Linked DNA regions of Mus musculus: regions 2 and 3 are each linked to region 1. Evidence: chromatin loops called from intact Hi-C (ENCODE). Cell type or tissue: heart. All regions are shown on one strand. Region 1 overlaps She (src homology 2 domain-containing transforming protein E). Region 2 holds the start of Efna4 (ephrin A4). Region 3 holds the start of Adar (adenosine deaminase, RNA-specific).

Region 1 (8,000 bases):
CAGCTACTCGGGGCGCCACGGTCCTCTACCCCTGCGTGGTGTATGACCATGGGCCCGAGAGCGCTCTTGAATAAAAAATCCTCTTGCAATTTGCAGCAAGACCCGTTTCTTGTGGGTGATTTTGGGGTGTCACCTCTCCTGAGTCAGAACATGGGGGAGTCCTCACGTTGTGGGTCTTTCAGGAGAACCTCTGGAAGGGCAGCCAGTGCTCTTAACTACTGAGCCATCTCTCCAGTCCCTGCTTTACTGTGTCTCAACCAAACTACAATACGAGGTTTTCTGGAGCTTCCAAAACAACAACAAAAACCAAAGCAAGATCCCTAAACTAAGTTCTTTCTTTCTTTCTTTCTTTCTTTCTTTCTTTCTTTCTTTCTTTCTTTCTTTCTTTCTTTCTTTCTTTCTTCCTTCCTTCCTTCCTTCCTTCCTTCCTCTCTCTCTTTCTCTTTTCTTTCTCTCCTCCTCTTTTCTTTTCTTTCTTTTCCTCCCCCTCCTCCTTCTCGTTGAGTTTTCTCTGAAGCTGAGAGTGACCTTGAGTCCCTGATTTCCTGCTCTTCCTCTCTTCCAAGGACGATAATGTCCTGGGAGTTGGGTGGGGCACTATCTCAGCCAGGCTGTTTGCGGCAGCAGTGCAGGGACCGGTGGCTGCTGTGCAGCTCTTCTTGGGGACAGCTGCCTCGGACCTGAGTTACAACCAGCAAAATGGCCTAAGAACAACATCTGTGAAATCAAAGCGGACCTGGGCTTTCTCTTTCCCTTTATGTGTATTACGTAGCAACATTTTCCGTGAGCATTGTTTCTATAATGAAAGGAAACTTTTCATTAAGAAGCTATAATCTCATCTCTCTTTTTGTCTTTGTTTCATTTTTTGGTTTCCTGAGGTGGATCTCCTATTATGTAGACCCAGCTCTGTAGACCAGGCTGGCCTTGAACTCACAGAGATCCACTTGCCTCTGCCTCCCAAGTGCAGGGATTAGAGGTGAGCGCACTGTGCCCTGCCTCCCTCTGTGTTTTTAGTAGGTTAAACTGTCTCAGAGCAGTTGTCTATGAAGGCCAGGCACAACACAGGCCTGTGGTTCCAGCTCCTTGGAAGGCAAAAAGATTATTTGAGCCCAGGAGTTCAAGGCTAATTTGGGCACCGTAGCCGGACTGAGTCTTTAACAGCCAATTGGGCATCACACACACTAAAATTGAAACAGCACAGAGAAAACAAGTGTGGGCCCTGCCCAAGGATGCAAATGTAAACCCATCTTTATTTTAAAAAACTGACCAACCAAAGAAACCCAGCAAGGGAACAAAGCGATTAGAGTCAAAGTCTCCCAAAGACATTTGTCCTGGAGGGGATGGTAGGTATGAGGTGACTCACGGTACCCTCTACTAAAGCTTGATACTCTGTTTTTAAAAGACAAGGGTTGTAGAAGCGATGTTTTAGGTGGAAACTCAGTTTAAAATAATCCAAAATGAGCACATCTTTGTTAACTCTCTGTCTCTGTCTAACTTATTTCTACTTTTTTGAGAGAGGGTTTCATCATGTAGCCCAGACTGTCCTGGAATGCGTTATGTAGACCAGGCTGTTAATTAGCTCTCAGTGGATGCCTTTTCTTGCCTCTACCACACCGGTTCACTCTTTGACAAGTCAACTGGATTAATCTGCAAGTGCAGTAATGCAGCTTTAAATGTAATTATTTCGAATCTGTTGTCCTATTCCTTTGTACACACGTATCAGAAGGCAAAGTGAGTCATTGAAAAGCCACGGAGGAAGCATTGTGAGTGAATGGTGAGCTCACTGTGACTCACAGTGTGGGGAAAGAAACTGGAACTGACCCTCCAGCCTCAGAGCAGAGCTCCTCAGAGCTTCAGCAGTCTGCCGGATTTCACAACCATCTGGGCCCAGGGGGTGTAGAAGGGGGAGGGGCTCCTGGGATAGGGGAAAGGCTGCCAGGAGGCCACCTGCCAGCCTCAGCCTAGCTTTGTCCTGGAGGGAGAGTCCTCCCTGTGTCTGTTTCCTTTGCCCCAAGTCCACTGGGATGCAGTCCAGAGGTGTGGCTGAACACAGAGGGCCAGTGCCTAGTTTCACATTGATGGGTAAAAGTAGGGGCTGCTTCTTCTCTTTCTAAACCGGCCATTCTTTCTCTGGATCTGGCTGCCGCAGGGGCATGCTCTCTAGCCTTTGGTCCAGGTTTCCTGGAGAGCTCAGACCTCCAGGGCTCTGGGGGAGAACTCTGCTCAGCACTGCAAACCTATACGTCCTGTTGGCCTGATATATTTCCATTGTTGGAGAGTAGAGTGGTGTGGGCTAGAGAGATGGCTCAGCTGCTAAAGGCTAGGCTCACAACCAAAATATAAGGGAGTAGAGGTGTGTTTTCAAAACTCAGTATTTATTCTGATTTTAGTGTATGAGTGCTTGCTTGAATGTATGACCACAGAGCCCATAGAGGTGTGGCTCCTGTGGAACTGCTGTGAGCCACATACGTGCTGGGAAGGGAAGTCTGCCCAAGCAGCCGTGCTCTAAGCCTGAGCATCCCCTGGACCTCACCTTACTGACCCTGTTCTGCAGACATGAAGGGTTCTGCAGGTGGAGTAGATGACCTGGAAGGGAAAGTAGAGGTGTGGCTTGGCATGGTGGCACACACTGGCTATCCCAGGACTAGGATGGTAGAGGCAGGGGGACCTTAAGTTTGTAGAGGCTTGGACTACATTAAAAAACAAAAACCAAATAAACACCACCACCACCCTGTCTCAACACCAACACTGACAAGCAAACACCTGGATTTGAGGCAGACCTGGTCTGCCCGTTGCTTCCCATGTGACTAACCCAGGACACATTGATCAGCTGAGCATTGAGATCCTTATTTGAAAAAGGAGGCTCCTTACACCTTCGCCCCTTCACAGTGCAGGAATCCAACACTCAGGACCTGAACCTGGGCTCTTACAAATATGTTCAGTCTGAATTCTAAAAAAGCATTACTCTGACTCCCCAGATGGGGCAGAAGGAGCATTGCTGCATGTAAACATCCTCTTTCCTTACACACGAATTCAGAAAACTGATAGGTACTTACAGCACCTGGTGGCAAATCGTAGCTATGCTCAGTAAGACCAGATGCTAGATGGCTCAGTGGTGAAGAGGACCAACTCCACTCCCAGTACCACATCTGGGGATCCAGAACCCTCTCCTTCATCTGCAGACACTGCACACATCCACACAAATAAAAATAACCAGGGCTGGAGAGAGGCTCACCAGTTAAGGGCACATACACGTCCATGTGCTAACTACTGCTTGTAGCCCTTGCTCCAAGGGACTGGATGCCTCTGGTCTCTGCAGAAAGGTGCACATACCAACCACCCCTCTTCACATCACTAAAAATTGGAAAAAAAGCCGGGAGTGCTGGAGGCACTTTAACCCCAACTGTGGAGAGGCAGAGACGGGGGTAACTCTGAGTTCATGGCCAGCCTGGTCTAAAAGCAAGTTCCAGGACAACAGTTATATAAGTAAAATTCATACACATACATACATTCACACACACAGAAACATACATACACAATCATACATACATATACTCACAGACACATACATATACACACAGGCACACACACATAAACATATATTCACACACTCACCCACATATATACACATTAATACACATATATACAAACTCACATATATACATACACATACATACACTCACACATAGACACACATACACACATATACACACACACAGACACTCACACACACATACACACATACATACAAAAACACACACTCATACTCACAAACACACACACACAGACACATACAGACACATACACATACACACACACCTACACATATACACTAATACACACATACACACACACACATACACTCTCTCACACCCATTCACATGAATCTAATTGTGATGCTCAAAGGAGGAGAACAAAGGACATGCTGGGGAAGACTAAGCCACAGAGGAGAACCACACTGCTCTGTATTCTCCAGGGATACAGAGTGGCAGGGCTGTAGAGGGAGAAGTGAGGGGGAGGCTCAGCTGCTGGCTGTTCGTTGCGTTGGAACACTCTGGCATCAGCAGTTTCACAGAACACTCCAGTAGGTGTCTGCACAGGAAGTACTTTTCATGAAGGGAGGCGATTGTCAGGATGAATGGGACCAATTCACTGAGCGGGGTACAGCTCAGTGGCAAAACCCTGGCACATGCAACCCAGCTCCACAACACAACAAAACCAGCAGACAGACCCACGACCGACGGACAGACTGATGGACCGACCAACCAACCAACCAAAACAGCAACTAACTGAACAAAGCAAATGACTGTTTTCCTGGCAAAGCATTTATTGAAAGTAACACTTCAGGGTAAACCATCTTCCGGAAGGCACACAGCTACGCTGACCGGTGAAGAGAGCCAACAATTTATAAGATTCCATTATAATAACAATTGCCAAGGCACCTGCATTACAACCTTTTAAATATTTTAAAAAGTTAAAATGACGTATCAGTTGATATTTTAAATGTAAAATCCTCCTGACAGCATTTGGAACAGCTAAGAGCTTAACAGAATGATTCCTGCCTCAATGATCTGTTGACAGAGCAGTCTTCAAAAATAGAATTAAAATTGTGAACAACATGACCCAGCCTAGGTCCAGGGGAAGACTAGGAGTCAAAACACCCTTTCTACAGTAAAGGGCACATTTCAAGATGGCAACTGCTGTGTCATCGTTTATTTTGATTTATGGACTGTATCAAAAATCCTTGAGACAAACTACCCTAAATGCACCCTTGTTTCTCAACTGCAGTTTTTTTCTTGTCCCAGTAGATGGCAGTAGAACACCATCTTTCATTGCATAGGGTCCATGAAGCCGGGAAGCTAAATTACAGGGAAGGCTCTTACAGGTCAAGTTTCTTCAAGGCCAAGTTAGTGGGATGTAGGTGGCAAAGAGAAGACAAAAGATTGATCCCAAGGGAGTTTACGGTTAAATGGGTGCTGGCTACAGAAGACAGAAAGACGACCAATGGCTGTCTGGTCCCAGGAAGGGAGCAATGAAATCCTAAGTTTCAGAAGCATGTACAGGGGGCATGAATCTAGATGCACTGGCTTCTTGACTGAGGCCAGGAAAAATAAGTCATTAGCTCCTAACGAAAATGTTAACAGACTCATCTAGTAAGCAAAGAATGACTTACAGTTGTTCTTGAATTAAACATTAAGACCTATCCAACAGGGGCAACACTGGTAAATAATCTAAACACCAAACAAGGACTATTAAGGTAGGACCTGTGTTGAGAAGAGCCAGCTTTCCCTACTGGTTCTCTGCCCAGCTCCCCTTCCTGTGGCAGAGACCAGTGACTGAACTCCAGCACCACAGACGCAGACTCTAAACGGCCAACAATACAGGCTGTTCTTACAGATGCCTATTAAAGCATTCTCAGTAACCGGAAGGGACACCTGTTTCTTTACCACCACTTGCTTTTGTGCATACTCACTAGACTTCCTCCATTGTTTCTATTCCTTCATTCAGGTTTTTAAAAAGTTTATGTGCATGAATGTTTTGCTTGTATGTGTACCATGTTCCTGCCCAGTACCCTCAGAAGCCAGAAGAGGGCGCCAGATCCCCTAGACCTGGACAGCATGTGGATACTGGAACTAACCAGGGTCTTCTACAAGTGCAGCATTTTCCACCTCTGAGCCATTTCTTTGGCCCAAGGTGTAACCCAAGAGTAACCTCTAATTCAACTCCTCCTGTCTCTGCCTCCTCAGCACATCCTACTGGCCAGCGCCCCCTCAGACAGTGATTAGAATACATCTGGACAGAATCTGCTATGCTATTACAGGAAGTAGAAATGCCCTTTGCCTTCCTGTATTCTTTTTGGAGACACCCTTGCTCTATTGCCAAGGTTAGTTTTGGACTCTTGGACCTCCTGGACAGCTGGATGGATTACAGATGCCTTCCGTTCTCAGGGGTCCCTGTCTAAGTCCATACTCTGGAACAAAGAAAGCAGTTTTTTTACAAATAAGTTTTGCTAAAGGAGAAAAAGTGGACAGCTCTCTAGATGCTATAGATGTTCACAGCATCTTGAGGGTTCACCAGAAGAAACACCCCCCCCCCAGACAGAATCAATTCAAAGGAATAAAGATAACAAGAAAATACCTTTATCAGGAAGAAAAGGACAAAAAGCTCAATCTTTTGGAGCTCGGAGGACAAGCCCCAGCTGGCAGGCTCACCAGTGAGTGGTTAGGACACCCTGCTGCGCTTAATTGTTTTTAGCACGGTAGGATAGGGTACTTTATGCTACCACCCAGCTGTGAGTCCCCTGGCTCCTGTCAGCTTGTGTCACAACCTAAGAAGAAAATAGCAGCTTTAACATCTCCCTCACTGGCCTTCCACTAGTCTACAGTATTTTTGCTTTTTATAGCCCCATGCCCTACCATGAAGACTGGACTATATATAAACTCTGTCTCCTCCACTTTCACTCATGTAAAGCAAATATGGAGGGAGCACGCTCAGGCGTGTGGCAGAGGCCAGGTGACACCGACCTGCCAGGCCGGTGTTCATCAGAGTCATGAGGCGTGTGCCCAAATCCTTCCCCACCCAGAAACATTTTATGATATTCTTACCATTAAAGACAACGGCTCCATTTGCTGAATAGGGAGGGCTAAGCAAAAAAATAAGGCTTCATGGCTAGAATGCTGAGCTAAACTAGGTTCAACACAGTGAACAATGCACAGATACAAGGTAATACATGATGACTGACATTTGCTGGGCGGAATTGTGGCTACTGAAAACTTAAACCGAGAGCCCTGCACTACACATAGAAGCCAAAATGATTGTCAGTGCTGTGAGAACAGCCTTCGTGCAGGCCACTGTGCTCCACTGAGGAGAAGTCCCTTTCAGCCTTTTAAAACAAAATCTCGCACAACCCTTTGGCTAAGGTCCGCTGACACAGGAGCAAAAGTCTTCCTACATTTCAGTCAGGATGGCCGGGTGAGGGAGCCGAGGATGGGGCTATGCTTCCCTAAGACATCTGACCAGATGTTTTGTTGGTGGTGGTTTTTGTGTTGTTTTAGATTTTCAAGACAGGGTTTCTCTGTGCAGCCCTAGCTGTCCTGCAACTCTGTAGACCAGGCTGACCTTAAACTCACAAAGACCCACCTACCTTTGCCGGGTGCTGGGATTAAAGGTGTATGCCACCACACCCAATTTATGGTTAATATTTTTTTGTGCATCTGAGAAGCTACAAACCTTCAGTTTCCACTGAGGGTGGAACAGTCTTGAGATCCAGTTTATAAACCTGAACACGAAATGTTCCTCTGGTTCTGGTCCAGCCCATTCCCACTAGCACCTACACACAGCGTGCCCCTCCTGTGGGATTCCCTACAGTACACAGATCACGGATAAGCATGCGATGATTTAGTGTCCTAGAGAGCAGAAGAGACAGCCTCAGACTACAATATTGTTCAAAATGTTTCTGTAAGGCACATATTGGCTTGTTCTGTCTGTACATCAGGGGCAATCTTTTCAGACCAGCGACTCAGTTCATACAATGGGATCCCAATTTTGTTGTAAAAATTTTTTGCCAAAAATTACAAAGCAAATCTAATTTCAGAAAGGAATCTTAAAGATGATTTCATGCAAAAAAACAAAAAAAAACAAAAACAAAAAAACCACAAAGAAAAAGGCTGTCTCGAGTGCTATGTAATTATCCAATAACAAAACAGGTGTTGAGCTCTGTAGAATTTTTTTTTTAAATCAGAAATCAAATCTTTGGAGTGCACTTAATAACGATCAGAGTTATAGAAAGGATGCCACCTCTTGATTACACTGGTAACACTTTCATCTGGGGGCCTCCGTCCAATTTCTGCTCATATCACTGATTTACTGCAGAAGGATAGAGATGTCCAGAGAAATTGAGAAAGCAAGTACTTAGGAGAGCCAACCAAATAATACTCTTGTGAAGTCCTCAGGTTGTGAATGCTGTGTGAAGGCCACAGCTGCATCAGGACGTGGAGAAA
Region 2 (8,000 bases), 520 kb after region 1:
ATAATAATGGTACCCATATCCTGGAGGGCCTGAAAGTGGCTAACTAGTGACCAGCATATTAAAGGTATTAACTTAGTCGGGCGGGGGTGGCACACGCCTTTAATCCCAGCACTTGGGAGGCAGAGACAGGCGGCTCTCTGAGTTTGAGGCCAGCCTGGTCTACAGAGTGAGTTCCAGGACAGCCAGGGCTACACAGAGAAACCCTATCTCAAAAGACAAAAACAAAAACAACAACAAAAGCATTAGCTTGCTGGCATTTCCCCTGGCACGGATAAAGACTCCCCCTCTCCAGGACTGCCTGTCTACCCATCCTCCGAAGCATTCCTGACAGTCTGAGAAGCTTTAGGGGATAAAAAAGAATTCTTGAAAAGCCGGCAGTGGTGGTACATGCCTTTAGTCCCAGCACTTGGGAGGTAGAGGCAGGTGGATTTCCGAGTTTGAAGGCAGCCTGCTCTCTAGAACGAATTCTAGGAAAGTCAGGGATACACAGATAAATCCTGTCTTGAAAAACTAAAGCAAAATAAAACAAAAAGGAAAGCCATACACAGGGAAGTGGTCCTATCTGACAGACGCCCTCATTGCTTGCCTTTTGTCCTTCTAGGTCTGTGACAGCAGCGGGCACTGCCGCTGTGAAGAGGGCTGGGCACCTCCAGACTGCATGACCCAGCTCAAAGGTAGCTAGAGGATGGGCCCGGGGTATTGGGAAGCTCTGACCATCTCCTCTCTCCTTCGTCCCCTTCCTGACCCCTTTACTCTCTGTCCCTTGACTCTGTGACTCCTGAAGGTGTCTCTGGTTCCTCAGCACCTCACTTCCTCCCTATCCCTGCTCCTCTCTCAGGAGAGAGTTCTTAGCCAGACCCACCCTCAGTTTGGACCTCTCTCCATAGCAACCAGCTCCCTGACCACAGGCCTGCTCCTCAGCCTCCTGTTGTTATTGGTCCTCGTACTACTTGGTGCCAGCTACTGGCACCGTGCCCGCCTGCATCAGCGGCTCTGCCAGCTTAAGGGATCCAGCTGCCAATATAGGTATGAACATCCTGTCCCTGCTGCTGTTTCCTTCAGTCAGGGACAGTCCTGGAGCCCTGATTCTAAAGGCCCCAAGACATTCAGTCCTTACCCCTTGCTTCTAAGTTCCAACTCTCAGATCCTGAGTTTCCTGACTACCATTCCTACACACCTACCTGTCATCTCTGTGTATTTCCCTTAACTTCACCCCCAGATACAAGGGCCACTTCTCTCAGGACCCCAAGGCAGGGGAAAGGTAGCCTTCTTCCAGGATGCTCAAGCACACACAACTACCCTCCAAGGGCCAAAGGGTTCAATTCTCCCAGATCAGCAGGTAGGTGGCTAGTCCCATTTTTTTCTTTGGCTTTCTTCATACTCAGGGCACCCCAATCCTGTCCTCCTGAACGACCAGGACCTCCACAGCGGGCACAGCAGATGACAGGCACTAAGGTAAGCCCTGGATGCCAGAGGAAAGAGGAGTCCACATTACTTGTTAACTCGGGCCTTAGAGGTAGCACTAAGGGTTCAAGACTCAGAAAGACTTGGAGTACTCAGTCAATCCAAGGACTCAGGACCAGTAAGTAGCAGGCAGAGAAACAAGGACAGCCAGAGTGGGTGAGCCAGTCACCACCAGAAGGCTCTGCTGAGCTCTTTCAGCTGGCCCAATCAGTGGCTTTGAGAGATGGTTCTATCCATGCCCTTCACAGCGACCAGAGCCATGGGATAATGGGGCCTTGTGCAAAAGGACCTTCCGTGTGCTAAGATCTGATAAGGCCCAGGACATCATGTGTGAAAGGATGCCAAGTGCCCAGGGCCTAAGCCCTCTACCTTTAATGGCAAGAGGGTGTGTATGGAGTCAGCCTGCATGTCCCCTCCAGCACATGCCACTCCCCGCATGCAGCTCAGTGACCTCACTGCCTCTGGGGCCCTGCTGCCCTCTCTGAACACTAACCCCTTTCTGCCCACATCTGTCTGTTTCCTCTTGCCTACTCTGCCTGTCTGCTCCTCCTGCCTTCTCAGCAAGCTAGTGTGGTCAGCTTTCCAGTGCCCCCCTCCAGGCCGCTGCCACCTAACCCCGTGCCCAAGAAACTCCAGGTAAATCTGGGCTGGGCCTTGCCCTGGCTCAGGACAGGTGGGAGGTGTGGTGCCCAATCGCAGTTCTCATCCCTGCTTCCCCCCAGTGGTGTTCTTCATTAGGAGACCAGGGTGCCCCCTCAGCCTTCAAAGTCCCAGATGCAGCAAAGGGTGAGCCTCCCGCCATGGTCTCTACTACCACCTGGTGGTCTATAGTAGGACTGCAGCCATCCAGGGACTCCGTGATCGATCTGCACCTTCCTTCCCCGGGGCTCTGCGCATGCTCCCGTTTTCCTCTGGACACTCCCACCCCCACCCTCGGCTGAGTTTGCATGTCGACCCCTGGGTAGTGTCTGCACGCTCACTACCTTGGACCATGCTTTCCAAGCCACTGCTCCTCTCTTTGTTCAGGCTGCGCTGGCTGACCGATCCAATCCCCCCACTCGCCCTCTGCCCGCTGACCCTGTGGTGAGGCGCCCAAAGGTAACAGTGAGGGGGAACAGGACATTGCCTCTCCTACCTAGAGCAATGGTGGCAATGGGAGACAGGTTGCCTCCCTCTGTGCCTGACGGCATGTATCCCAGTGGCACCTTTGGTAGTGACAGGTTTGTTTGGAGACAAAAGTGACCACTAGCACGGCTCTTAGAACCCCTACATTGTGGGTGAGAAACATGACCTCTTTCCAAACTGGCCTTCTTTCTCAGTCTCAGGGGCCTACCAAACCCCCACCCCCAAGAAAGCCACTGCCTGCCAACCCACAGGGCCAGCACCCACCAGGTGACCTGCCTGGCCCAGGAGATGGAAGCTTGCCGCTGGTGGTGCCCTCCAGGTAGGTGAAGAGGGTGTTGCTGAGGTTAAGTGACTTGCTGCCAGCGAGGCATCTAGGCAGGAGTTCTGACCATTTTCCTTCTTGGCTTTTCTAAACTCCAGGCCAGCTCCACCACCCCCTGCAGCATCTTCGCTCTACCTCTGACCTCTGGAGATTTGGCTGCCTCCTTCTCAAGCTCTAAGACTCAAAGAAATGGAACCTCTGCCCCAAACACTAGAGAAGCAGGAGAACAGACAATCTGGTGTCCAGCCCTAAAGAACCACCAGGCGCTGTTAAGCAATACCTGGGGACGCACTAAAATAGCTGCAGCGGGATGCTGGGGAGGGGCCGAAGCCGGGGCTGGAGTAGGTGGCGGAAGGACATGGACACTGTCTATCTCTGCTCTGTTGTAATAAATGTGAGATCTTGGAATGTGTCTGCTCCTGGAAGCTGGGTAGTTCCTGCTGTTTGCAGGTCTGGCCACTAGGAGACGCTGCTGGGTCAAACCAGGGCCTGTAGAATAGGATCACTTCCCAGAAAGGGTCAACAAGAATGTGTCACTTAGGATGCCTCTGGCTTGCTTCTGCCCAGTCTGGGTCCGATGGCCTCTGGACTCCCAAGTTCTCCCCAGCAATGCTGCTCAGCCCCCACCACAGCTAGAGACAAATGACCTAAGTCGTCAGACCTGCATCCCCACCCTCTGACCAGTGGCTGGGAAAATGGATCTAACTGGTGTTCTCAGAGCCCTGAGCCTGGGTGGAGCAGGGCAGCGGCTGCTTGGATTCCAAGGCTTCACACCTGCCTCCTCCACTTCCCTGCCCCCACCTGAAGGTTCCAGAACAAAGGTGCTTTGTGCTTTGTACTGATTGCTACCACCTCATCATTTAGACCTCAGGACTGAGGACTCCTGGGAGAGAGGTGTGTGCGGATAAGGGGCAGGCTGTGTCCCACAATGGTCACCCAGCACGATGCTCTAGAGGAATGTCAGGGGTGTCCCCAGAGCCACTTCAGTCCTTCCCCTTGTACCATCTGCGTGTGCAAAGCAAAAGAACAATGCATGGAAGGTAATTCTGCTTCAGCCTCCAAAAGTATCTGGGGTATCAGGTGCTGGCCATCATGTGTGTGTGTGTGTGTGTGTGTGTGTGTGTGTGTGTGCGCGCGCGCGCGCGCGCACGGCACCTATGTACACACTTTCCTACCCCCAAATAGGAACTTGCTGTGTGCTGACTAGAATGCTGGATTCTTCTATGGGTGTACTTCATGTGCCATCCAGCTCTGACCTCCCAGACTTCAATGAGGCTTTCTACCTTGAACCAATGAAGACACAAAGGACAAGATCTAAACATAAACCGAACCGGCCCTCTTAGGTGGTGCTGCATGAACCCCGTGGCTGTAATCCCAGCACTGGAGAGGATAGAGCAGGAGGATCATTGCCAGTCTGAGGCCAGCCTGGCTTATAATAGAAGTTCCAAGCCAGCCAGACTTTAGTGTTAAGACCCTGTTTTAAACAAAATAAAGTACAACATAGGATTTGAAAGAAGACAGCCTTGGTAAAGTGCTTACCTGAGTTTGGATAACCAGCACCCGTGTAAAAAGCCCTAAGTTTAGTGGTTTATTTCTGTAACCCCTCCGTGGGTGGGAGGGGTGAGGTGGGGCTAGGAAACAGGAGCACCCCCTCCTACCCCGACCCCAAGCTTACAGGACTGCAAGCCAAGCCAATCAGGGTTCAGTGAGAGACCCTGTCTCAAAAAATAAGGTGGAGAAGGAATAGAAGCGCCGACACGTACACACACATAGAAAACCAAAACCCTCAAGCATTAAGTCCTTAGTGGAATATCCACCATGCCACCCTCTTCCAGCACAGTGAGATAACAAAGGGACGCTTTGGCTAACCTGGAGCGCTCGGGGCACAGGAAGCACAAAGGGTTAACAAGAGTTGGCGCTGAGTAGAGAGGCGGAGACAAGTTTTCATTGGTGGAAAGTTACCCAGGGCTGTGGTCTAGGAGCCTCCACACCCCTCCTCCGTTCCGTACCCCCCACCCCCCTCCACTTTTGTACCTTTCTCGCCGGGACAGAGAAGTGGGCCGGGACCAGCCGGGCCAGACCAGACTGGACCCCAGGGGCGATGCGGCTGCTGCCCCTGCTGCGGACTGTGCTCTGGGCCGCGCTGCTCGGCTCGCGCCTGCCGGGGTGCTCCAGCCTCCGCCACCCAATCTACTGGAACTCCTCTAACCCCAGGTAGCACGGCCGAGCGAGGCGAGAGCCGAGCTGGGCCCGCGCGCTCCCAGGCTGTGCGCGCGCCCGCTGCTCGCCTTTTTGCAAGGCGCTGTCTGAGCCCTGCCCAGCCGCGCGATGGGGCTCCTTTGTTTGAGCCGGCGGGGGAGGGGCGAGGCGTGCCCGGGGGTCCCCCCCCGCCCGAACGTGTGTGTGGGGGCGAGCGGACCACCCTAGTCCTGAGGGTGGTCGGTTGGAGTCTGAGAGCAGGGAGCTGAGGGGGCCTGGGCCCCGTATTCCGGGTCCCGCCCCCCTTTTCTAGGGAGCCCAAACCTCCGGCGGGGCAGGAGCTGGGGTGGACCGCTGAGAACCAGGGAGGGATTTTTACCCAAGTGAAAGAACGTTGAGTTCCTCTCTGGTTCTGAGAGCCTCTCGGGCCCCTGGATATCTCTGCTTCCATCTTGATCTTATTTCTGTCCAATCCTGGCCCTGTTCTTCCATCTGATTCACCTGTGGGCCAGTCATTTGACCTTGCTCACCTCAGTTATGTCATCTACAAAATGGGCTAATAATACCCAGTACCCTGGGAAGCAAGTGGACTGACTGAGGTCAGGCTTGTGGAAAGGAGTGCCGCTGTACAGATTTCAATGCTTATTTCTTCCCCTCTGCTGAGCTGGCTGCCTTTGAACCTCGGTATTTTTTGCTGTTTGCATCCTGCTTCCCATTCCTCCCTGCCTCTCTGCCTTCCCCATCTGTTTTCCTTTCTGATTTTCTACTTCAGACAATCTGTGGCTCTGTTCATTTATTCACTAACATTTGATAAGCACATACTCTGTGTGTGTGTCAAGACCAGTGCTGAGCTGCTGGGCTTTACCAATGAAACCCTGCCCCGTGGGAGGCCACAGCCCCCCAGGGAGGGCAGGCCTAAAGATAGTCATTCCAATACCAATACCGGGTGATAAGCGCTATTGTCCTGGACTCTGACTTCTTCTATCTCAGTTCCAGACCAGTCCCTCAGCCCCCAGCTCTTGTGTTTCTAGTTCATTCACCAAATTCACAAGTATTTCCTGAGCTCTGGCTTGGCAGGGGGTGTTTCTCCACACCCAGTGTGATGAAGCATACAAAGATCCTATCTCCCCTCTGTTCCTGGTTCCTTCTCTGGCTAGTGGTCAGAGCCTAGCCCAGGAATCCTTCTAATCAAGAGTCGACACAGCAGGTGGTTCTTGGCCACCCACTGAAGGATGTTTAGAGGCCTTTTCTAAATCATGCTTTGTTGTGTGCGTGCCTGTGTTGGACTCATTCGGTATGTGGTGCTTGGGGGGTGGCCTGTCCGGCCCTTCTCGCCTGTCCTGGCCCCTTCGGGCTGCTTCTGAGAGGAGAGGAAGAGAATCTTGATTGTGTGGAGGGGACTGTCTTGATAATGAGCATCTACTTGTCTGCTTAAGAAAGGAAGCTGGACTGTGTGTGGTGGCCTGTAAATCCCAGTCTTTGGAAGGCTGAGGTCACACATAGGGCTCACAGCCAGAGGACCCTCCATCAGCCCCTGCACTCACTCACACATACCCACATACACATTCACGCATAGCTTAAAAAAATGATAAAATGAATGAAGACTGAGGTAAAGCAGGAAGATAGTGAGTTCAAGGCCAGCCTGGGCCATATAGTAAAATCTGTAAAAAGTGAAAAAGCGCCCACCTACTCATTTTCTTTTCACTGTGGGGGGCAAGAGTCTACCTCTCGCTGTGATGACACTGAAGACCCTCCCAGCTCCTGCTTCATGTCGGTAACTATTCTGTGGGCATATATCTGTTCCCTGCCTCAGTGTCCTGGCAACGTTCGTCCTCTTAGCAAGCACAGATGGTAGGCCAGGCCCCATGGGGGTGGGGGGGGGGGCAATAGGCTGCAGGGAAGGTGCCCCTATAGATAGGGTATGGTGATGGTCTCCTCGACAATAACAAGCCTTGTGGGCTGGGCACTGCAGCTTCTAGCCTTGCTAACACTGACATGATGGGCACATTTATCTATCAAGGAGAGGTTCAGTCTGGGAATTGGCGCAGGCATGTAAGCTCAGCTACTTGAAAGGTTAGGACAGGAGGGTCGTAGATAGGTTCAAGGCCTGCCTAAACTATAGAGCCTGTGCGATTTAGCAATACCCTGTTCCAAAAAAAAAAAAAGCTAGTTATAGCTCAATAATAGAACATTTGGTTCAATCCCAGCTACCAAAAAAGGGAGGACATTTTTTTGAAACGGGGTGGATCTCTCTTAGAAACTCATGTATTCCTGAACTATTCCATCTCTAGTGGGTATGACAGAGGCAGGCTCAGACCCCACATGTGCCCCAGTGGTCCTATGCTATAGCCTATCAGCCAACACTCCCTTGTGCCCACAGGTTGCTCCGAGGAGATGCCGTGGTGGAGCTGGGCTTCAACGATTACCTAGACATCTTCTGCCCACATTATGAAAGCCCAGGGCCCCCAGAAGGCCCGGAAACCTTTGCATTATACATGGTGGACTGGTCAGGCTACGAGGCCTGCACGGCAGAGGGGGCAAATGCCTTCCAGCGCTGGAATTGCTCGATGCCTTTTGCCCCTTTCAGCCCTGTTCGATTCTCAGAAAAGATTCAGCGCTACACACCCTTCCCGCTGGGCTTTGAGTTCTTGCCTGGAGAGACTTACTACTACATCTGTGAGTGCCTCTGGGGGAAGGTGGGGGAGAAGAGTGGGACTTTGCCTTGTGTCAGAGACCTCTAAAGTAAGGAGAAAGGAAAGGCTGTGGGGAAGGGAGCTGTGGCTCCTGATGCTTAGAGAGTTGGGTTGAGCTTGGGACGAGGTTAGGGAACAGCTCAACTGAGTCTGCAGGGAAGAGTGTGGAAGCCAGGAAGGACTAGGGAAATGCTGAG
Region 3 (8,000 bases), 130 kb after region 1:
GAGGGAGGAGGTTGCAAGACACAATTTCAGATGCCTCAATGAGACCTCCAACTTAACTCTTGCAACGGGATATTAGGAGGTTGGTGTGGGGGGGAGAACACTGATCTGGTCCGTGGGTCAGTCAACAGGGTCTGCAAGAGAGAAAGTGGGGACTGAGGGGCAAGAGACTCGAAGAATGGAGACAAGACAGGTTATCTGATCAAGGATCAAGTATCAAAGTCTCAAGTCTCGTTTATTGGAAGGCAGCTATGGGTATATATGTACTAGCTGGAGACACTTAACCACAGGTCCAGGATGTATAGGAGAAAAACAAGATGTTATCTGAGTGTGTTCAACTGTGGTGGGCTTCTTGCAAAAACATCATGCTAGGAAAACAAGTCTCTCGTCAGGGTGGACAAGTACCACCTGTAAGTAAATAGCCCGAGATGGCTGCAGAGATGATAGCTGATTTCTGCTGAGAGTTGGCTCCCAACAGAATACCTTTCCACTTACCCCTCTAACTACCCTCCTAAAACTGGAAAACACAGCTAAAAAGTGGGCAAGGGCACTTGTCACTGACTTGGTGCTTTGGACATACATGTGATGGAAGAGAATGACCTTCTGCTGATCACGGCATGTGCAGGATGGTATATGCACCATTACACCCCATAAACAAACAAGTGTAAATCTAGAAAAATAAGCAAATGATATTCAAGAAACAAACACAATACTGAAAGTGAGGAAAAAGACAGGACGTGGGGTGTGTGAGATCAGCCCTCTGAGTGAGTCAGGCTCTCCACTACATAGTACAGCCCCTTTAGTCTAAAACTCTGTCATGTGGATAATCTTGACAAGCAGAACTTAAGGCTGGATGAGACGGAAGTTCACCTCCTCCCAGCTGAGGGAGGAGTGTAACAGCAGGAGCCATCTCCATGTGGTAAGAGGGCCTCAGTGAGTTACCTGTCAGTCACAACCCTGACGGACCAAAATTTGGGTACAGGGACTCTAGAGAGTTGCCATCTAAAAATGTCATGTGGTCCTCCCTCTTCAGTTGGCACCCAGGCTCACCTGGATATGGAGACAGGCAGGGTCTCATCACCACTACCAGTGGTCCTCTTACCTTCCCCAGGAACTGCCAGAGGCAGCCTCTAAGGACACCTTGCCATGAACAGCCTGATGGGGAGCAGTGGTGACAGAGGTCATGGGGTGGAGGGCAGTACATGAGGTGCTGTCTCTGACGTGCCTCACAGCCTTCCTGACTCTCCTGAAGGCTACAAGAGCTGGGCCACCGCCTTCTGTTTCCCATCAGTCATGACTGGGAATCTTACTGTCCTAATCACTTTTGTGGTACCTAACCCTGGGCTCCTCAATTCCCATGTGACCACAATCTTCACCTTTCAGCTACATGATGTCTTTGTCTAGTGACCCTACCTATATCACTATTATATAACATGTTTGTATCCATCAAACCCTGAAACTCTTTTCTGGTAGGTGGAGAGCATTTTCTAGTAGTGGCTAGATAACGATGGGCAGCATATTCAGAACCAAAGCCCATACAGACAAGACCATCCCTGGTCTTCTTTCTGCGCCCATCCCACAGGGCTTGGGACAGAGGTGTCATGGTGCTTGACATGAGTAGCCCAATCACATAGCTCAACAATGGGGGCTGTAGGAGATCCAATTAGTTTTTTGAGTGAACTTAGAAAGAAGACATTTTCATTTCAAGGTTAAAGTCAGTTTCTAGATAAATTACTTTTCTTACACTTATTTTATTTTTATGTGTATAGGTGCTTTGCCTGCATTTATGTCTGTCCACCACATGTGTGTCTGGTGTCCACAGAAGGCAGAGACCCTACCTCCCCCCAGAACTGGACAATGTGACACAATAGTAGCCACTGTTCTTATCTGCTGAGCCATCTCTCCAGCCCTAACTACATTCTTGATTTAAATGGCTATTTTCAGACAAAATCTGGGAAATATATGTGCGTAGCTACAAAGTAGTTGAATAAGTTATAACAGCCTCACACTGTGGAACATTAGTCACAATTTCTGAACATCTGTGTTGGATACATTTGCATTTTTACTACAAAAAATTTGTATATGTGAAAAGTGTAAATGGTAGAGTACATGTAAGTTAAGCTTTCTTCTGTTGAAAAGAAAAAACCTGGTTTGGGGGGGGGGGGAAGAGAAGGGAGAGAGAGAGAGAGAGAGAGAGAGAGAGAGAGAGTGAGTTCATATATGCACAAACACTAGAATAGGCACAGAAGAAATGAAACTAAGGAATTTACTCAGTTATTTCGGGGAGGTAGGACCAGAGAAGGAAACAGAACATGTAGTGCTATCTCTGACGTGGCTCACAGCCTTCCTGACTCGCCTGAAGGCTACAGGAGCTGGGCCACAGCCTTCTGTCGTGACTGGCAATCTTACCATCCTAACATATAATATCAAACATGGCTCTTCAAACACCATTCTAATCCTGCCTTCCATCTCTAGGACCAACAGATAAGTCCTTTGTCTTTACCATCTATGATCCATAGGTGCATACTGTAGTATATGTAAAAAGTGCTTTCCTTCAAGTCAGATGCCTGCAATATTTTGAGGGAAGGTAGACACACACACACACACACACACACACACACACACACCATTAAGAGCTGGGGAGATGACTCAGTGAGTAAAGCGTTTGCCACACAATCTTAAGGACCTGAATCTGAATCTCCAGAACCCAAGAAAAACAAAACAAAACACAGTGTGGTATAAAAATCAGTAATTGTGAGACACTTGAGGGTATAGGGGACCAAGAAGAAAAATTCCTGGAAGCCTGAGGGCCCAGTTCCGAGGCTGTCCTTTGTCGTAGAAAGAAGTACAAGTGTGCCTGTACATCTGCAACATTAAAAGTTGGTTGTTGGAGTAGGGTTTTTTTGGTTTGTGTTTTTGAGGCCATCTACACAGCTTTGGCTGGCCTGGGACTCAGAAATACCTGCCTCTGCCTCATGAGTACCATCATACCCCCCAAATTACAACACACACACACACACACACACACACACACAGTAGTAGAGCATTTGCTTATCAAGTGTGAGGCTATTGGTACATCCCATATAGCTTTTTAAAATTTTGAAGGATAAACCTGGGTGGGACATGCCTGCAATTCCAGCTCTAGGGAGAAAAGACTGGTGGCTTGCTCAAGGGCAATCAAGGCAACACAAGACAAGTAGAAACTGCCTCAAAAGCAAACAAACCAGCATGGTCAAACCAAGGCAAGGAACAGTCCTAATCCCACCACAGGGTCAGTTTCCATCCCCGCTGCTTTCCAGAATGACAGATCCAGTGCTGTGCACAGCATGAATCCTCGGAATCTGGGTTTTTCTGTTCAGAACGTTGCAGCTGGGGCTCATGTACGACATCACAAGTTCATTTTAGTGCTAAGTAGAATTCCACGAAGCTTACCCAGTGCGCTACAGAAAGACACCCTTCTTGGCCATAAAGCAAAAGACTTCCCCCTGCTGGTTAGTTGAGATAATTTAAATTTCTCAGGAAGTTGAAAAAGCAAAGAGGATCATGAGAAAAGTTGCTCATGTTGGGCTATAGCGGCTCAGCAAGGCATCAGGGGTCTTAGCAGAAAGAGAAGGGGTGTCTGCCCCGGCCTGGGTCCTTGTCTGGCTTAGACGCTGGTCTATCTTCTGACCAGCCTCCTTCCTGAGACTGCTCAAAGCTACAAGAACTAACTGAACAGAAATCCCCAGAAGGGCTGGCAGTTCGGCTTGAGAAGGAGAACGTGACCCTCGTAATTCACACTACGCGAGCCAGATATGAGGGTGCAGACCCCGCGGGCTTACCTGTGGGTCCCCTGAACCCTTGAGACATAGTGCCGGCAAGGCCCGCACCTGTGGCCGTAAGATGGCTGGCTCCCCAGAGTTCACTTTCGTTTCCTTGAAAAGGCTTCCCCGCCCAACTGTTGGGCCAAGAGGAGGGAGGGGTTTGCTCCCGGTAGCCGAGCAGCAGCATCCTGCCCACCATAAGGGCTGGGCCGCCGTAGTCCACGCCCACCGCCTTCCTCACCACTCCACCTCCACTAGCAGGGCACTATATACGTTCTCTGAGAGCTTGGGAGCTATTTACTTCACTGACAAGCTTATTTTTGTTCACGGTATTTTGGAAAGCTTCACTCAACAGCGCCCTCTCCGCCCTGTGAGGAAGTTCCTTTTCCGTGTTTAATCCCTACTGCTTGCGAGATTTACAAGTCTGTCCACTCCTAGAGTGACCATTGGCCAATGCCCTGTCCCCACTAGCCTGTCCTTCATTCCCCCTGTTGGCTGCTCCAAACTTCCTATCTTTTTGTAGATAAAATTCTTTACCTTCACGTATTCTGTTCTTTAGCCTAGAATGTTCCTCCCCCTTTCCTTGTTTTGTTTTTGAGACTTCAGAGGAATTCCACTTCCATATCCCTGGGTACCTGATGCGTTTGTACCAGTGTCAGCACCCAGCACATGGTGCAAGTAGGCCAGCATATGGCAGTCTGGGCATCTAGTGTATGCTACAACGTCAGCACCCAGCAGCACACACAGTGTAAGTAGAAGCCCCAGCATGTAGCAGTCTGGGCAAGATGGATGGCTCAAAAGTCACTCCCAATCATGTCCTCCCTGTTTGGTATAGCTGCCTGCCTTCAGTGCTCCCGGGGGCACTCCAGTGGGCAGGGCTGTTCTCGCCTATATCCCCTGCACAGTGAGTCCCAGACAGTCATAGGTGAGTGGATAATAGTGCACTCTAAGTAAAACAATTTGCGGAACAGAAACTTGGGGGGGGGGGGATAAAAAATGGCAATCAACACAGGAAAAGAGCTCAATCTTGTGCCATCAGGGAAACTCAGGAAAGGTCACAGTGAGTAGGTGTTCTTGTCCACTCACCAGTGTGGCACCATTAACTAGCACATAGGAGGACCAAGAAGGAGCAACCCCAGTCACTGCAGGAAGTCATTACTTAGAAACACACCCCATGGTTTAACCATTATATGCATTTAGCAGGATAAGCTACACAACACTGAAAGCAATCAAACTAAAATAAGCAGATGTTCCCACCTTAGGATATTACACAGCAATTGAAGTAAAAACCACAGCCAAATGCAGCAGATGGGAAACAATGTAACAATACTGAAAGAAGACCTCCTGTCCCAAACCAAGCAAAACCAAGGTCAATCATGTATTGCACAAGACAGGTTCAAGTCCAAGGCATTCTAAATGGAAGGAATGTTCTGGGGGCTAATGATCCACTGAGGACCCGCAGACAGTCTCATTCCTAAACTTTGTCTCGCTCCCTTGATAACTGTCCTAACTCTCCCAGCCTCACTAGGTGGCACCTCCACTGCAACCTGGGGCTGTTTACCTTTTCCAGGTTTTCCCCTCAACTGGAGGGCCTTGGGAACAAACAGGTGACAGTCCTGTCACAAGCAGCTTACTTCCCTAGGAGCTTGGGAGCCTCCTGCCAGGTTCCAATTCAGAGGGCTACTCCTTAGTCACCACCCAAATAACTAACTCAGTTGTGTCTAAAATAAGGTATCACAACCTCCCCCTTGGCGCTTGCAGGCCAGGAAGATTTATTTATTTTATGTATAGGAATACACTGTAGCTATCTTCAGACACCCCAGAAGAGGGCACCAGATTCCATTACAGATGTTGTGAGCCACCATGTAGTTGGTGGGAATTGAACTCAAGATCTCTGAAAGAGCAGTCAGTGCTCTTAACCACTGAGCCATCTCTCCAGCCCCGAAACATTCATTTTCTAAACTCACAGGGCCTTCCCCAGCAGTCTAACTTGCTCAAATAATCTGGGAGGCTTTCAGGAGACAAAAGAATGATGTATCACCTAGCTATACCGACCCTGAGAGATGTTCTACAGATGTTGATAGCCACAACCAGCTTTTGGTTTTGTTTTGTTTTTGAGACAGGGTCTCATACAGTTCAGGGTCACCTAAAACTCCTCCAATATACAGCTAAGGCTGACTGACTCTGAGCCCTTATAATTCTGTCTCTCCCTTCCAAGGGCTTCTAATTTTGAAATTACTAGAAAGCAAGAACTGTTTTGGGTAGCTGTCCCCCTTCCCCCCAAAAAAGAGGTCTCCAGAAGAAGGGACATCCTTTTATTACTGAGTCAGAGTTCTCCAGTAAATGAAAGGAAAAGACGTGTATGCCAGTAAGGTTAGTGGTTACATAATAAAGTTATAATATTAACGACAATGCCAAAACAACTGTCAGAACAACAGCTAACAGTCCTGTATAGACCATTCCGAGTGCACATCACGCACATTTAGCTTCATGGGCAGCCCACAAAATAACTCTCTAAACCCTATGGCTCTATGTATTAAATCCTGTCTGGTACTCAAGCTGTTTGTCCTATGCAAGCTCAGTCCTGTGAGTAGTACTTGGTCAGCTGCTGGGGTGGCTCTGGCCAGTAGAGACTCAGCTATTGGCCCACATCTGGGCCCCTCTGAGTTAGGACTCAAGGTAAGGGATTCTCATCCACTGTTTTTCCTTCCTCTTCTCCCCCAGTCCCAGCCTGAGCTCTGCTCAGTCCTAGCTCCTGCAAGACAATGGCCCCATCTTTAGCTTGTGGAGTAAGTGTTGTATGGGGTCAGCAACAACAGACTGGGCCCTGAGTGCTGCAGCATTTCTTGGAAAACAGGTGGATTTCACTAACAGCCAATTTGCCAGATGGACAATTCATAAAATAGCCAATATATGGAATTTACTTTTTCTCCTTGTTTTTTGTTGTTGTTGTTTTGGTTTCTTTTTTTTTTTTTTTGAAGACAGTTTCTCTGTGTAGCATGGGCTGTCCTAGAACCCACTCTGTAGACCAAGCTGGCCTCAAACTCAAGAGATCTTCGTGCTCTGCCTGTTTCTCCCTGTTCTTAATTGAGTAGTTTTTATTCCATCTTCCTAACAGAATTTAATGGTACCATGATGCTGTCTCTTACTGTCCTAGAGCAGAGATTGAGGAGGAACCTGGGTTGGGGAGGGGCCAGCAACACTACAGGGCCTTTCAGAGCCCCTGCTGGCTGACTACATAGTTCCATAGCCTTCCCTGCAGGGGCTCTGCCTTTCCTAACTCCTCTAGTCTTTATTTTCTTGGAAACAGAATTCCACCTTGTTGCTCAAGATCCTCCAGTCTCAGCATCCTAAGTGCTGGGATTACAGGTGTGTGCCACCATACCAGGCATTTTAACTTGGTTTAAAATGTCACTTTTTCACCATTGACAAGTTCACAGAAATCTCCATCTACACACAGAGGAAAAGATCCTCTGAAGTCGGAGGCAGTGATGGAGATGCTGACATTAAAGACGACAGTGATGCAGCCCCAAGCTGAGCAATGCCAGTAGCCACTAGGAACAAGCAAGGCCAGGCACTTCCTCCTCCAGAGGCAGCTCGGTGCAGTGACACCCAGCAGCCTCCAGAGTGGAGTGCTGAGTCACCTGTCTGCAGTATTTAAAGCAGTTTGGGGCACACTGGCCTTGCTGGGAAAGTGCACACACTCAGTTTTCCAATACATACTTCAAGCAACTGCCGTGCCCCATGTAAAGTGTCATCAACACCTATAATGCCAGCACTCAAGAGGCAGAGACAGGAGGTTCTCTACACTGATAGAGCCAAGTGTTTAAGGCCAGGCTAGGCTACACAGTAAGCTCTGTCAAAAATAAAATAAAATAAAACTGAAAATACTTAATACTGGTTTGGGGACTCTTTGGGTACTTTCACAATCTAATTTTGATTCTGGAACCTACCCTGGCTTCCTCCAAAGTGTTCTCAAATCTGATTGGGTTACTGCTGCCTTTTGAAGGTTACCCATTACTCTTAGGATAAAGGTTCAGGCCCAAACAGTGTCTGCCACATTGTATACTGTTGGCTTGGCCCGCCTTCCATCTTGTTTGCCCAACAGTCAAATCACACTCCTTCAGGCTTGAAAAGTCCAGCCCCAGTTTTCTGATAGTTCCTTTCCAACACCCGGAGATAGAAGGCATATAAAGTTTA

Evidence for each region. Hi-C counts contacts between places; a loop is a spot of excess contacts. Peaks named below come from ENCODE experiments on the same cell type or tissue, not always from the same donor. Only the 100,000 strongest peaks of a DNase experiment are listed, where the experiment ranks them.
Region 2: a loop joins it to region 1, with 1.8 times the contacts of the local background. A loop is called at or near these places in 2 of 42 quality-filtered maps.
Region 3: a loop joins it to region 1, with 5 times the contacts of the local background. A loop is called at or near these places in 8 of 42 quality-filtered maps.

What each region holds. Positions count from the first base shown.
Region 1 is chr3:89,855,150-89,863,149 of GRCm38, reverse strand. It overlaps She (src homology 2 domain-containing transforming protein E), which reads right to left. Exons shown (of 6, transcript NM_172530.3): 6 at 4,304-8,000. Among named protein-coding and RNA genes, the nearest start is that of Gm46811, 13 kb to the left of the region's middle. In heart, CTCF peaks have their summits at 4,799 (motif pointing right) and 5,590 (motif pointing right); DNase peaks (open chromatin) are centred at 1,959 and 2,649.
Region 2 is chr3:89,334,963-89,342,962 of GRCm38, reverse strand. It overlaps Efna4 (ephrin A4), which reads left to right and starts at 4,935. Exons shown (of 4, transcript NM_007910.2): 1 at 4,935-5,125; 2 at 7,491-7,786. The coding sequence starts at 5,013. It overlaps Adam15 (a disintegrin and metallopeptidase domain 15 (metargidin)), which reads left to right. Exons shown (of 23, transcript NM_001037722.3): 17 at 602-674; 18 at 888-1,026; 19 at 1,386-1,455; 20 at 2,026-2,100; 21 at 2,491-2,562; 22 at 2,784-2,908; 23 at 3,010-3,323. The coding sequence ends at 3,052. In heart, CTCF peaks have their summits at 2,291 (motif pointing left) and 3,374 (motif pointing right); DNase peaks (open chromatin) are centred at 2,152, 3,282, 5,042, 5,182 and 1 weaker place; H3K4me3 peaks cover 4,123 bases; H3K27ac peaks cover 3,187 bases.
Region 3 is chr3:89,726,657-89,734,656 of GRCm38, reverse strand. It overlaps Adar (adenosine deaminase, RNA-specific), which reads right to left and starts at 3,939. Exons shown (of 15, transcript NM_001146296.1): 1 at 3,819-3,939. The coding sequence starts at 3,846. In heart, CTCF peaks have their summits at 3,505 (motif pointing left), 4,153, 5,606 (motif pointing right) and 7,412; DNase peaks (open chromatin) are centred at 3,376, 4,016 and 7,410; H3K4me3 peaks cover 1,571 bases; H3K27ac peaks cover 1,084 bases.